2 separate regions of the Homo sapiens genome follow, and region 1 is linked to region 2. A link is a contact called in ENCODE Hi-C or POLR2A ChIA-PET data. All regions are on one chromosome and are shown on one strand. The core of a region is the stretch at or near the end of the contact, and the rest is flanking DNA. Distances in the headings are between cores, read along the strand shown.

What was found. Hi-C counts contacts between places; a loop is a spot of excess contacts on that map. ChIA-PET counts read pairs that join two places held with the same protein, here RNA polymerase II (POLR2A). Pooled maps may share reads with other maps.
Region 1: POLR2A ChIA-PET joins it to region 2 with 21 read pairs in naive thymus-derived CD4-positive, alpha-beta T cell. The contact joins two enhancer-like sites. A Hi-C loop is called at or near these places in 5 of 50 pooled maps. POLR2A ChIA-PET finds 5 or more read pairs at or near these places in 2 of 52 experiments (activated CD4-positive, alpha-beta T cell and naive thymus-derived CD4-positive, alpha-beta T cell).

What each region holds. Positions count from the first base shown.
Region 1 is chrX:136,845,925-136,852,249 of GRCh38, forward strand. It overlaps the pseudogene RAB28P5. Among named protein-coding and RNA genes, the nearest start is that of SNORD61, 30 kb to the right of the region's middle. Within about 2 kb of position 4,712, at least 2 of the 41 ENCODE cell types and tissues checked have a DNase peak (open chromatin) inside an H3K27ac peak, as active enhancers do.
Region 2 is chrX:136,585,207-136,591,628 of GRCh38, forward strand. No RefSeq gene overlaps it. Among named protein-coding and RNA genes, the nearest start is that of MIR934, 38 kb to the left of the region's middle. RefSeq lists enhancers at 1,197-1,326, 1,417-1,486, 2,929-2,988. Within about 2 kb of position 4,890, at least 2 of the 41 ENCODE cell types and tissues checked have a DNase peak (open chromatin) inside an H3K27ac peak, as active enhancers do.

The DNA.
Region 1 (6,325 bases), core at 3,462-5,961, 260 kb after region 2:
TCTGTAACTCTTGCGATATGTGTTATTTACTTCTTTTGTTATTGTCCCACAGGTCTCTGGGGCTCTATTCAGTGGCGTGATCTCAGCTCACTGCATGCTCTGCCTCCCAGGTTCACGCCATTCTCCTGCCTCAGCCTCCCTAGTAGCTGGGACTACAGGTGCCCACCACCACACCCGGCTAATTTTTTTGTATTTTTCGTAGAGACGGGGTTTCACCATGTTAGCCAGGATGGTCTCGATCTCCTGACCTCATGATCCGCCCACCTCGGCCTCCCAAAGTGCTGGGATTACAGGTGGGAGCCACCACGCCCAGCCCCACCTTTTTTTTTCTGTGCACCTCTTCCCTTTCTTTCCTTTCTCTACCTTTCATTGGCCTCCCCTTCTCTAATTTTCCATCTGTTCTCTTCTCATCTTTTTTTTCTTTTTTTTCTTGAGATGGAGTCTCACTCTGTCACCCAGGCTGGAGTGCAGTGGCGTGATCTCGGCTCACTGCAACCTCTGCCTCCCAGGTTCAAGCCATTCTCCCACCTCAGCCTCCTGAGTAGCTGGGACTACAGGCACCTGCCACCACACCCAGCTAATTTTTATATTTTTGGTAGAGACGGGGTTTCACCATATTGGCCAGGCCAGTCTCAAACTCCTGACCTCGTGATTCGCCCACCTTGGCCTCCCAAAGTTCTGGGATTACAGGTGTGAGCCACCACACCCTGCCTAGAGTAGTCTTTACTCTAGGAGGTGGTTCTTTCCCCTAAGGTGTGGTTTTTCAATTGAATGCCTATGATGTTAAAAAGTTCTCTCCACTCTGGCTAGGTCAGAACCTCATATTTCTCAGCACTGTGCAACCTCTAGTATCTCCATTCTTTTTTTTTTTTTTTTTTTTTTTTTGAGACAGAGTCTTGCTCTGTCACCCAGGCTGGAGTGCAATAACGCAATGTTGGCTCACTGCAACCTCTACCTCCCAGGTTCAAACCATTCTCCTGCCTCAGCCTCTCAAGTAGCTTGTACTACAGGCATGTGCCACCATACCCAGCTAATTTCTGTATTTTCAGTAGAGATGGGGTTTCACCATGTTGGCCAGGCTGGTCTCAAACTCCTGACTTCAACTGATCCACCCACCTCGGCCTCCCAAAATGCTGGGATTACAGGCATGAGCCACTGCACCCGGCCTTCTCCATTCTTCTTTCAACCCCATAGCAGCTGCTCTTTTCTAGGCCTCACAGAATCTCATACTATGCATGTACAGCCCAGCCCTCAACAAAAGACCCACAGAGGGCAGAGGGAGAAGAGATTGGCAAGATGGCACCTGGCGAGAGATTCTCCAGCCACTGCTGACATCGAGCAGACAAGTGAGGTACTGTCCCCACTACCCTCCCTTCTTCCTCCCTCACCCCTGGAGACCTTCTCCTTCCCCTCCTCCCTCCACCCGGGGGAGCGGGGCAGGCATGGTTCCTGGGACATCATGTAGGACTCTAAGGAAGAGAGCCAGGACCAGCACTGAAAATCATCGTGCTAGGGAACAGCACCTCCCGGAAGACCTCCTTAGCTACAGATTTTGCTCAAAAAACTTTCAGGAACCAGTACAAACTATAGGACTGGATTTCTTTTGAGAAGGATAACATTGCCAGGAAACTTGAATGTTACTCTCTAGTTTGGGATACAGGAGGCCGGACAATAAGAAGCAAAATGTTGGACAGATCCATCTATGGAGCACAGGAAATCATCTTGGTATATGGTATTACAAGTTATCAAAGCTTTGAGAATTTTTAGAAGATTAGTGAAGAAAGTGAGTGAAGAGTCAGAAACTCAGCCGCTGGTTACCTTAGTGGGCAATAAAATTGATTTGGAGCATAATCAAACAGTAAAACCTGAAAAACACTTACGGTTTTGCCAGGAAAATGGTTTTAATAGCCACTTTGTTTCAGCCAAGGCAAGAGACTCTGTCTTCCTGTGTTTTCAAAAAGTTGTTGCTGAAATCCTTGGAATCAAATTAAACAAAGCAGAAATAGAACAGTCACAGAGGGTGGTAAAGGCAGATATTGTAAACTACAACCAGGAACCTATGGCAAGAGCTGTTAACCCTTCTAGAAGCTCTGTGTGTGCAGTTGGGTGAGCTCATTTTTCCATTGTGTTGATAGTTTTGGCTGCCCTTCACCTCTGGGTGTGTCTGAGAACTTCTAAGAACTTGTTTTATCAGTGACCATCTCTGTAGTTCAGTTAACACTTTCCTCCGAACTTGCTTCATCTTTAAGTGTTCCTCCCAACCGCAGGCATGTACTTGGGTTCAAAAGAATTCAACTTTGGGACCACACACTTTGCATTCAAACTGGAAGTCTCATTCTCTGGAATTAGACTGTTTCATTGAAAAAGAATGGTGTCCGGCCGGGCGCGGTGGCTCATGCCTGTAATCCCAGCACTTTGGGAGGCCGAGGTGGGTGGATAACCTGAGGTCAGGAGTTTGAGACCAGCCTGACCAATATGGTGAAACCCCATCTCTACTAAAAATACAAAAAATTAGCCGGGCACGGTAGCGCACACCTGTAATCCCAGCTACTCGGGAGGCTGAGGCAGGAGAATCGCTTGAACCCGGGAGGTGAAGGTTGCAGCCAGCCGAGGTCACGCCATTGCACTCCAGCCTGGGCAACAAGAGTGAAACTCCATCTGGAAAAAAAAAAAAAAGAAAGAAAAGAAATGGTGTTGCTTCTCTGTATGTTCTTGCTTTTTTCCCTGATGTAAATTTTTTTTTTTTTTTTTTTGAGACGGAGTCTCGCTCTGTCGCCCAGGCTGGAGTGCAGTGGTGCAATCTCAGCTTACTGCAAGCTCCGCCTCCTGGGTTCACGCCATTCTCCTGCCTCAGCCTCCCGAGTAGCTGGGCTACAGGAACCCGCCACCACACCCAGCTAATTTTTGTATTTTTAGTAGAGACGGGGTTTCACCGTATTAGCCAGGATGGTCTTGATCTCCTGACCTTGTGATCCGCCCGCCTCGGCCTCCCAAAGTGCTGGGACTACAGGCGTGAGCCACCACGCCCGGCTCCCTACTGTAAATGTTTTAAATATGAAAAGTATCCAAGTCTTGATCATCAGCCAGGATCTTGTCACAGTGGTTTCATTATCTCATGTGAACTCACATATGTCGAAGTATACTTCAGGATGCAAACATCACACAAGTAACATATTTTGCCTATAGATACTTGAGAAGGTATTCTGTTGCTATCAATTGCGAGTAAAAATAAAGCTATCATCTAACTGAAAATGCTCAAAATAAGCCTGTAATAGAAATTTTTTTTCATTTTTAAAAAGGAGCCTGGCCGGGCACAGTGGCTCACATCTGTAATCTCAGCATATTGGGAGGCTGAGGCAGGTGGATCACCTGAGGTCAGAAGTTCGAGACCAGTCTGGCCAACATGGTGAAACCCTGTCTCTACTAAAAATACAAAAAAATTAGCCGGGCATGGTGGCAGACGCCCGTAATCCCAGCTATTCAGGAGGCTGAGGCAGGAGAATGGCTTGAACCCGGGAGGTGGAGGTTGCAGTGAGCTGAGATTGTGCCATTGCATTCTAGTCTGGGTGACAAGAGCAAAATTCCGTCTCAAAATAAATAAATAAATGAATAAATAAAAAGGGGCCTAAATTGCCTATTTTGTAGTTTGTAGTCATGATGTATTGTGTAATACTCAGTTTACATGACTTTATGAATTTAGATAAATGTTCAGCTGATGCTCCACCTGGAATTTCTCCTGCAAACTACATAAGAGTAGTCCAGGAATGAGTTATGACAGGTTTTTTTTGTTTTGGGGGTCTGTCTGTTGTGGTGGTGGGTTTTGTTTTTTTATTTTTTCGGGTTTTTTGTTTTTGAGACAGGGTCTCCCTCTGTCACCCAGGCTGGAGTGCAGAGCCACAACCACACTCACTGCAGCCTCGAACTCCCAGGCTCAGGCAATCCTCCCACCTCAGCCTCCCAAGTAGCTGGAACTACAGGCATGTACCTCCACACCAGCTAATTTTTAAATTTTTTGTAGAGATGGGATCTCACTATGTTTCAAGGGCTGGTCTCAAACTCTTGGCCTCAAGTGATCCTTCTGCCTTGGCCTCCCAAAGTGCTGGTAGTACAGATGTGAGCTACCACACCTGGGCAGTGACATACTGTTGAATCTTTGTAGATCAGACTGTACCTGATGTTCAGATGTTTTTCTCTCACAAATTTAAATTTTCTGAAAAGACCCACAGGGGCCGGGCATGGTGGCTCATGCCTGTAATCTCGATACTTTGGGAGGCCGAGGTGGGTGGATCACCTGAGGTCAGGAATTCAAGACCAGCCTGGCCAACATGGCAAAACCCCATCTCTACTAAAAATACAAAAATTAGCTGGGCATGGTGGCGGACGCCTGTAGTCCCAGCTACTTGAAAGGCTGAGGCAGGAGAATCACTTGAACCTGGGAGGCGGAGGTTGCAATGAGCCGAGATCACAACACTGCACTCCAGCCTGGACAACAGAGTGAGACTCCATGTCAAAAATAAAATAAAAACTTTTAAAAAGACCCACAGGGAACACCCACACCAACATCCGGGGGACACTGTCTATGTCCTTCCTCTTCAAAACCCAAACTGTGATCTTTGCTTCCTTTGTCCAGTGAGAACAATGTGCCGTGTTTGAACTTCACCTTCCTGTGCTACAATCCGAAAACTGCCCCTAGTCAGAGAACTGAGTGAACATGGGGCTCTCCTCGTGTGGCTTTCGTTTCTCAAGGATTGTTCTCCTAGAGTACTTATTGTGCAATGTCTCAAAATAGTTGCCTCATTATATGTTGGTTAGTTTTACAGTTGTTTATGGGGAGAGAGTAGGTGCAGTATCGATTATCCCATCATTTCCAGAAATGGAAGTTGCTTTGTTTACTTTTCTGTGTGTTACAGTTCAATTTTTAAAATCTTTTTCATGCTCATTTTTGTGGTGGAATAAAAATGGTTTTATTTATTTGTTTTATGAGACAGGGTCTCGCTCTGTCACCCAGGCTGGAGTACAGTGGTGTGATCACAGCTTACTGCAGGCTTAATAGGCTCAAGCAATCCTCCGGCCTCAGTCTCCTGAGTAGCTAGGACTATAGGCAAGTGCCATCACGACCAGCTAATTTTATTTTTCATAGAAACAGGGTCTCACTATGTTGCCTAGGCCTCAAGCTATCCTCCCAAAGTGCTGAGACTGGCCTCCCAAAGTGCTGAGATTATGGGTGTGAGCCATCACACCCAGCCAAAATGTTTTTTAAAAGCTAAAGGAAGATTATTACAACATCACACAGGCTTAGACCCCTCAGGATTGAAGGTTTAGTAAACCAAGTAAAATACCACCATTAACTGAGGTAAAAAAAAATATATATATATATATATATATATATATATATATATATATATACACACACACACAAAATGGATATTTTAGGAAGAATATTATGATTACCAATTATTGCCTTGTGACCAGTTACCTAAGCAAGAGTCATAGTCTCTACCTGAATTTCTCCTTTTACTGTATCATACTCTTGTTTTCTCTTCTCCCAATATTTTATATAGAATGTTTAGGGATACATTTTAACATTTTCAGTTTATGTATTGGAAAAATAAGATTGCAGACATTCTGCACTTGGAGTTGAATAAAACTATTCACAAAACTTTAGGTTGTCTTTCTTTGGGGTAGCCATAAAGCAGTACACTTGAAGATGTATGCCAAATAGTTAAAGTATGTTAGACAGTGGTATTTTTAGAAGAGCAAATGAGAAGTGAAGCATATTCATTCAATTAACACATACTTGCTGAACTACTACTATGTTCTAGGCATCATCTCAGGCTTTGGGGATACAGGAATAAACAAAACAGGCAAAGATCCCTGATCTTATGGAGATTATAATTCTATCAAGAGAAGACAAAAAGAATGGGTTTTTAAAAATTGGTAAGTCAGCCCGGCACAGTGGCTCACGCCCATAATCACAACAGTTTGGGAGGCCGAGTTGGGCAGATCATTTGAAGCCAGGAGTTCGAAACCAGCCTGGACAACATGATGAAACCCCATCTCTACTAAAAATACAAAAATTGGCCAGCCATGGTGGTGGGCACCTGTAATCCCAGCTACTCAGGAGGCTGAGGGAAGAGAATCCCTCAAGCCCAGGAGGCGGAGGTTGCAGTGAGCAGAGATCATACCACTGCACTCCAGCCTGGGTGACACAGTGAGACCCTGTATCAAAAAAAAAAAAAAAGGCCGGGCATGGCAGCTCATGCCTGTAATCCCAGCACTTTGGGAGGCCAAGGCAGGCAGATCACGAGATCAGGAGTTCAAGACT
Region 2 (6,422 bases), core at 3,640-6,139:
AGCTTGTATTCCAGGGTTAAGATTTACCAAATCAGGGACTCTCTTGTTTTCAGGGATAGTGCAGATTCTACATATCGGGTTTTTAGGGTGCACATGATGAATAGTTTGGAAACGTTTCTGCACCAGTTTATCACTGGCAAGACAGAGGTACCACTTGCAGTCCTCTTCCTGAGAAGGTTCCTCCCACAAGGCATCCCACTTCCTTTTCAAATTTTACTTATTTTGCTCATCAGCAATAAAATGAAAATGTGTCTTTCGCTCTCTATAATCATCTCCCCAACTCAGCAACTTAAGGTGCCTCTGTCACTTTGATTTATTCAAATGATTTGAAATGTCAACTTATTGAAGATCTGTAGAGGACCATGGGTAATGTCACCCACTGCCCTGAAAAGCCAACGAATTTTAACTCTCTGAACGGATGTCAGACAAGGGCAAAGCTGAGCCCATGGAATCACTTTTTGCCATGCTTCTCAATGGAGCAATTCAAGGTGACTTCGTCATGCCCATTGAGGAAGCCACATCTGCCAGTTTGTATGGCATCATATTGGCAAAAAGGAAAAATGGTCACTGAGAGGAGACTTTTCCCCACAAGTATGATTTCTTAGAGAGCCATGGCATTATTTTGGTGCTTAATGAAGTGAAACCTTTTTATCCCAGCTACAGTCCGGCCTTACTGGATTGGCAACAGCCCCAGCAAACTGACAATTTAAATGAGGGTGCCACTGCTTGAGGACTTTATGTGAGGCCTCATTAATTAGTCTATGAGGATGGTCTAACACGGTGCTTGGCACAGAGGTAGATAGCACTCGTGGCATATTAACCATTGCTATGATTATGAAAAGTTCATTTCTAGAGAGTTCCACCAGTAGTTAAGAGGTAGGCTTAGGGATTTGACCTCTAACACACTGTGACTATTCCTGTCATTCTATCCTGCTGGTGGCTGGCCTGGTGCTCTAGGGTAGTCAAAACCATTTTAAGAAACCGCAGAGAAATGTTAAATTCTCCTGTTGTGCTGGAATTCAGTGAATGCCAATGGATCTTAAAATAATTGGGTCAGTGTCTGAGGCTTAGAAAGGCAAGAATTCTCTTTTGCCACATGGGATTTTGTGTGAATTTGGCATTAATATCAGACCTGTGCTATCTTGGCTTGCTTCTTTAGGAAGTAAGCTGGTGCTAACCCCTCAAGGAAAGGATAAAACACTTAGCAGAGCCTTGTTTGTTTCTCAGTAGGGAGTGGCACACTAGCTTAACATGTAGGAAGTTGGCAATAAAGTACTATGTATGACGGAGATCTGACCTCGTTCTTAGCTGAGGTTGGTATGGCTTCCTCTAGAGCATTTGCCAAGTGGCCTTTGTGGTTAAACAGCACACTGAACTTTCTCTTAACTCCTTTTAAAGTGAGGACAAAAGGATGGATATGCCTGGCTGCCGCCAATGAACATTACACAGTGCCTCCTCTGTGTTAGGTGTTGGAGGTGCCATGAGCAGCACAGTCCCAGTCCCAGTTCTCAAGTTCACAGTCTAGTCAGAGATACAAACAGTGATGCACTGGAGCCCATTGCTACTGATTCATGAGAGTTGATAGATGTTTAGAAATTTTTGCCAGTCAGTCGTTAAACACAAACTTATTAAAAATAAAATTCTATAAGCCTGCAATTAAAATACATTTCAAACAAAGGTAAGAAACACTCAAAATGTATCACTTCCTAATTATTTTACTGCCATTGCTTATTATATATGCTCTTGAGGTGATCTATAGCTATTGTAGCAGTCTGATGGAAATGCTGTATAATGCTGTACTACTGGGCATTTCTACCCAAATCAATGTGTAGCCTCACGTCGGTAGCTTGAAATTGGTCATGGTGGGAATATTTACACAGTGGAAATTGGCAATCACTATAAACTTGGAATGTTTTCTTTTTTCCTTTCATAAAATCAGTTATTAAACATTTATTAGCACACCTGGAGACATTCTAGCAAATAGATTACAGTAAATCCAGTGGGCCCCATGGCTGTGGGATTATAGCCCATGGTAGGAGAACATGGGAAAGTGTTGTGAAAGGCTTCACACAGGAGGCAGGTGCTTGAAGCAAAGCTCTGAAAGATAATTAGGAGTGAAGGCCCAGAGGCAAGATAGGGCAGAATTGATCGAATGAAAAAGATGTGGGTTTTGCTCTCAGGGGCTCTCAGTTAAAAGGAAACAGGAGAAAGGGAGTGAAGGGTCAAGTGCTCTGTGGGGTCTACTGGGACTGCTGTAGGGGCACAGAGGAGGGCACAGGGCTGGTGGGGGTAGAGTAAGGCTTCCTGGAGGAGGTGATGTGGCATCTTACCACGGAGATCAAAAGAGAACTAGGAGTAGCCACCGTTCCTGGAATGGAGGTAGAAAAGTAATGTCTTCTTATATATTAAAATATATTGCCAATACAATCAGCATAGAAGAGTAATCAATGTTTTAAAAATGTATTCTCAAGAAATGCTTCACTCTTGAGATTGTGCAATCCTTGAAATATTGCCTTGTGAGTGGGGATCTTAGTTTCTAGTGCAGCCTCCCACCTATCACGGGGCTTTGCTTATAATAGCCCTGGCTGAGGGCTTTGAAGTTCTGCCTGAATACTACAGGTGTTGGGGGAGAAGGGAATTGAGTGCATTTGTTAAATTCTGAACTAAATGGGAATAAAGACCTCATTTGGGGAGATAATTATTAAATCCTATATTCAGAAGTCTGGTGTTTGCTAAGCCCTTCAGTTTCATGGACAAAGCATAAACAATATTCCCTTTTCAACACCACAAATTAACTTTTCCAAGAAAAATTGGCTGTGAGATAAGGATAGATTATATTCTGGTATGTGTATGAGGAATGGGGACTTTGAACTGCTCTCAAGTCCCTAACTACAGAAAATCTAAGAAATGATGTTGTCTCACTTTGGTAAAATAACATCTGGGGAAAATACCTACTTTCTCTTTGCATTTAGTGCCTCATTAAAAAAAAAAACAAAAAAAAAAACAAAACTAAAGGTCAGATTAGCAACCTAAAAATGAAACTAGAATGGAGGTGAGGAAAGAAGTAGTGTAACATTTTACCCTGAGGCTGAGAAGAGGGAGCAGATCTAGTTGTGCAAGCACTCAGAGTCTGAAACGTAGGCCCTTAGTGTTACAAACAGGATGAATGCCTTGGCAAATAAACTCTTGAAAAGAAACCTGTGCTAAGATTTCCCAGAGACTCTGAGTTTTCTTTAATCCTTTACATCCTTCTTTTTGTTACAAAAATAAATTTATTTATTATTTATTTATTTATTTATTTGGACAGGGTCTTGCTCTGTCGCCCAGGTTGGAGTGCAGTGGTGAATCACAGCACACTGCAGCCTTGACCTCCAGGGCTTAAGCAATCCTCCCACCTCAGCCTCCTGAGTAGCTGAGACCACGGACACACACCACCATGCCTGGCTAATTTTGTCATTTTTTTGTAGAGACAGAGTTCTCTCCATGTTGCCCAAGCTGGTCTCAAACTCCTAGGCTCAAGAAATCCTCCCACCTCAGGCTCCCAAAGCGCTGGGATAACAGGCATGAGCCACTGCATCCGGCAAATTCTTCTTAACTTTCTTGTTTGCAAGAAATAGAAACCCATTCAGCTAGTTCAGATAAAGGATGGGTGGGAAAATGAAATTAATTCAGAAATATTAACTGACACTCACTATGTGCCGGGTTCTGAGCTAGGAGTCCCTGGTAAGCAGTGACTAAGATGGACACAGTCCCTGTCCTCACAGAGCGTACCATCTAGGAGGAAAAAAAGCACTAAACTAACAATTACACAGTTTGGGTGTTGTTGTTGTTGTTTCTGAGACAGGGTCTTGCTCTATTACCCAGTCTGAAGTGCAGTAGCGCAATCTTGGGTCATTGCAACCTCCGCCACTGGGGTTCAAGCAATCCTCTTGCCTCAGCCTCCTGAGTAGCTGGAATTACAGGCATGTGCCACCACACCACACTAATTTTTGTTTCTGTTTTGTTTTGTTTTTTAGTAAAGATGGGGTTTCACCATGTTGGCCAGGCTCGTCTCAAACTCCTGACTTGAAATGATCCGCCCACCTCAGTCTCCCAAAGTTCTGGGATTACAGGCATGAGCCACTACGCCCAGCCTATTTGTTATTTAATTATAAGCACGATGTGCACTCTGAGGGAAAGGAGTGAGGGGTCGTGAGAGCCCATGGAGCTCCAACCTAATAGGGCTGGATGAAAGGCCAGAGGAGGCTTCACTGGAGAAGTGATATTTGAGAAAACTCAGGAGCATACCTTTAGCTGGGATGAAGGAAGCATTATCTGGTACCCTTGCTTTTCTTTCTAATTCCCTTATCAGGCAATACGTTACAAAATCAGCATGAAATTTGATAAATTAAAACTCAGAAACAATGTAGAAAAAAAAGCCTCCCGATCTATTTTATACTCGCAGGCTCCTTCCACCAATATGCTCAATTATTTTCCCTGAACAGATGTTCCCAGACCTTTCACTCACCCAGGAGTTTATTTCTTGTTTATTCCTGACAAAATTGCTGTTTAGCATAAGATTTAAAATGTGTGCATTTACAGCGCTACATCCAGAATGCACCCCAGAAAGGAATTTTCACCATTAAATGTACAACTTAGTCAGGGTTATGATGACTAAAATGTTGTGGGAATGCTGATTATTTAAACATGACATTATTAAGTTTTAATTCATCTTTGTAAACAATTCTTTATTTTTATACTGCTGCAGAATTAATACCACTGTTGACTTGTGTTTCAGTCTTTACATATCGCATTCCCTGTGCTTTTCACAGGTCTACTGTGTTTCCACAGTTACTTCCCATCTGAGAAGCTGGAGAGGAGGCATTTGCCTTGACCCTCCACCCACCTACAGTCAGGCAAACATGCCTCTGACTAATAGAAACTGCCTGAAGGTGATGACTTGGTACATCCAGCAGACACTGAACTGCTGGACAGAATCATATTTATAGCTTTCTTACAACTATCTTTTGCTTCTCACACAGGGTAGCTACTGGATACAGGAAGGTGCGTCTTCTTTTCTCACACCCATTTCTCTCCTTTGGGTTTATGACTCCACCATTGTAGACATACTTGTCTGGCCTAAGAAAGCAAACTGACCAAAGAGTTGCGCAAAACTCAGCAGATTCCATTTTGTAAACCTTCTCCAGTTGGAATTGCATAAAAGAGCCCTTCTCCTTTAAATTTCACTTTGAACTCTACCTTGGCTGAACCAAAATATCAGAGGGAAACTCAGTCAAAACCACAGTGTAGACCCCAAATAAGTAAAGATTTACTTGAAACCTGAAGATTTTCTCAAAAGCTTTTGAGAAGGTGCAGATAGAAAGGCCAACCTCACTTGGATTTATGATAAGGAGTGAAATCTGAAACCATGGGTTCTAGGCACTGGCTACCACTAGAGGTAGGTGGTAAAATAGCAATAATAATAATAATAATTACTGCTGCTACTACTACCTCTTGTCTTAAGCCTTTGCTATATGTCAGTAGATATTGTGCTAAGCATTGTTTATCTCAATGGCTTATCTCAGCAACCCTCTGGGGTGGGTGTGATATGACATCTCTTTACAGATGAGAAAATAAGGCTTGTTCGAATTCTGCCAATTATACTTGCAAGCATGTATGTGTAGCTCTATGCAATTTTATCACATGTGAAGATTTGTGTAATCACAACCACAATCAAGATACTCAACTGCAGCCTGGGCAAAATAGTGAGACCTCGTCTCTAAAAAAAAAAAAAAAAAAAAAAAAAATACAAAAAAGAGGCCTGGCGCAGTGGCTCATGCTTGGAATCCCAGCACTTTGGGAGGCCAAGGTGGGTGGATTACCTGAGGTCAGGAGTTCAAGACCAGCCTGGCCAACATGGTGAAACCCTGTCTCTACTAAAAAATACAAAAATTAGCCAGGTGTGGTGGTGCATGCCTGTAATCCCAGCTACTTGGGAGGCTGAGGCAGGAGAATCGCTTGCACCTGGGAAGTGGAGCTTGCAGTGAGCCGAGATTGCGCCACCGCACTCCAGCCTGGGTGACAGAGCAAGAGTCCGTCTCCAAAGAAAAAAAATAAAGAAAAATAAAGAAAGAAAAAGACAGAGAGAGAGAGAGAAAGGAAGGAAGGAAGGAAGGAAGGAAGGAAGGAAGGAAGAAAGAAAGAAAGAAAGAAAGAAAGAAAGAAAGAAAGAAAGAAAGAAAGAAAGAAAGAAAGAAAGAAAGAAGGAAAAAGAAAAGGCCGGGCGCAGTGGCTCACGCCTGTAATCCCAGCATTTTGGGAGGCTGAGGCGGGCGGATCACCTGAGGTCAGGAGTTTGAGACCATCATGGCCAACGTGGTGAAACCCCGTCTCTACTAAACATACAAAAAAAAAATTATCCGGGCATGGTGGTACACGCCTGT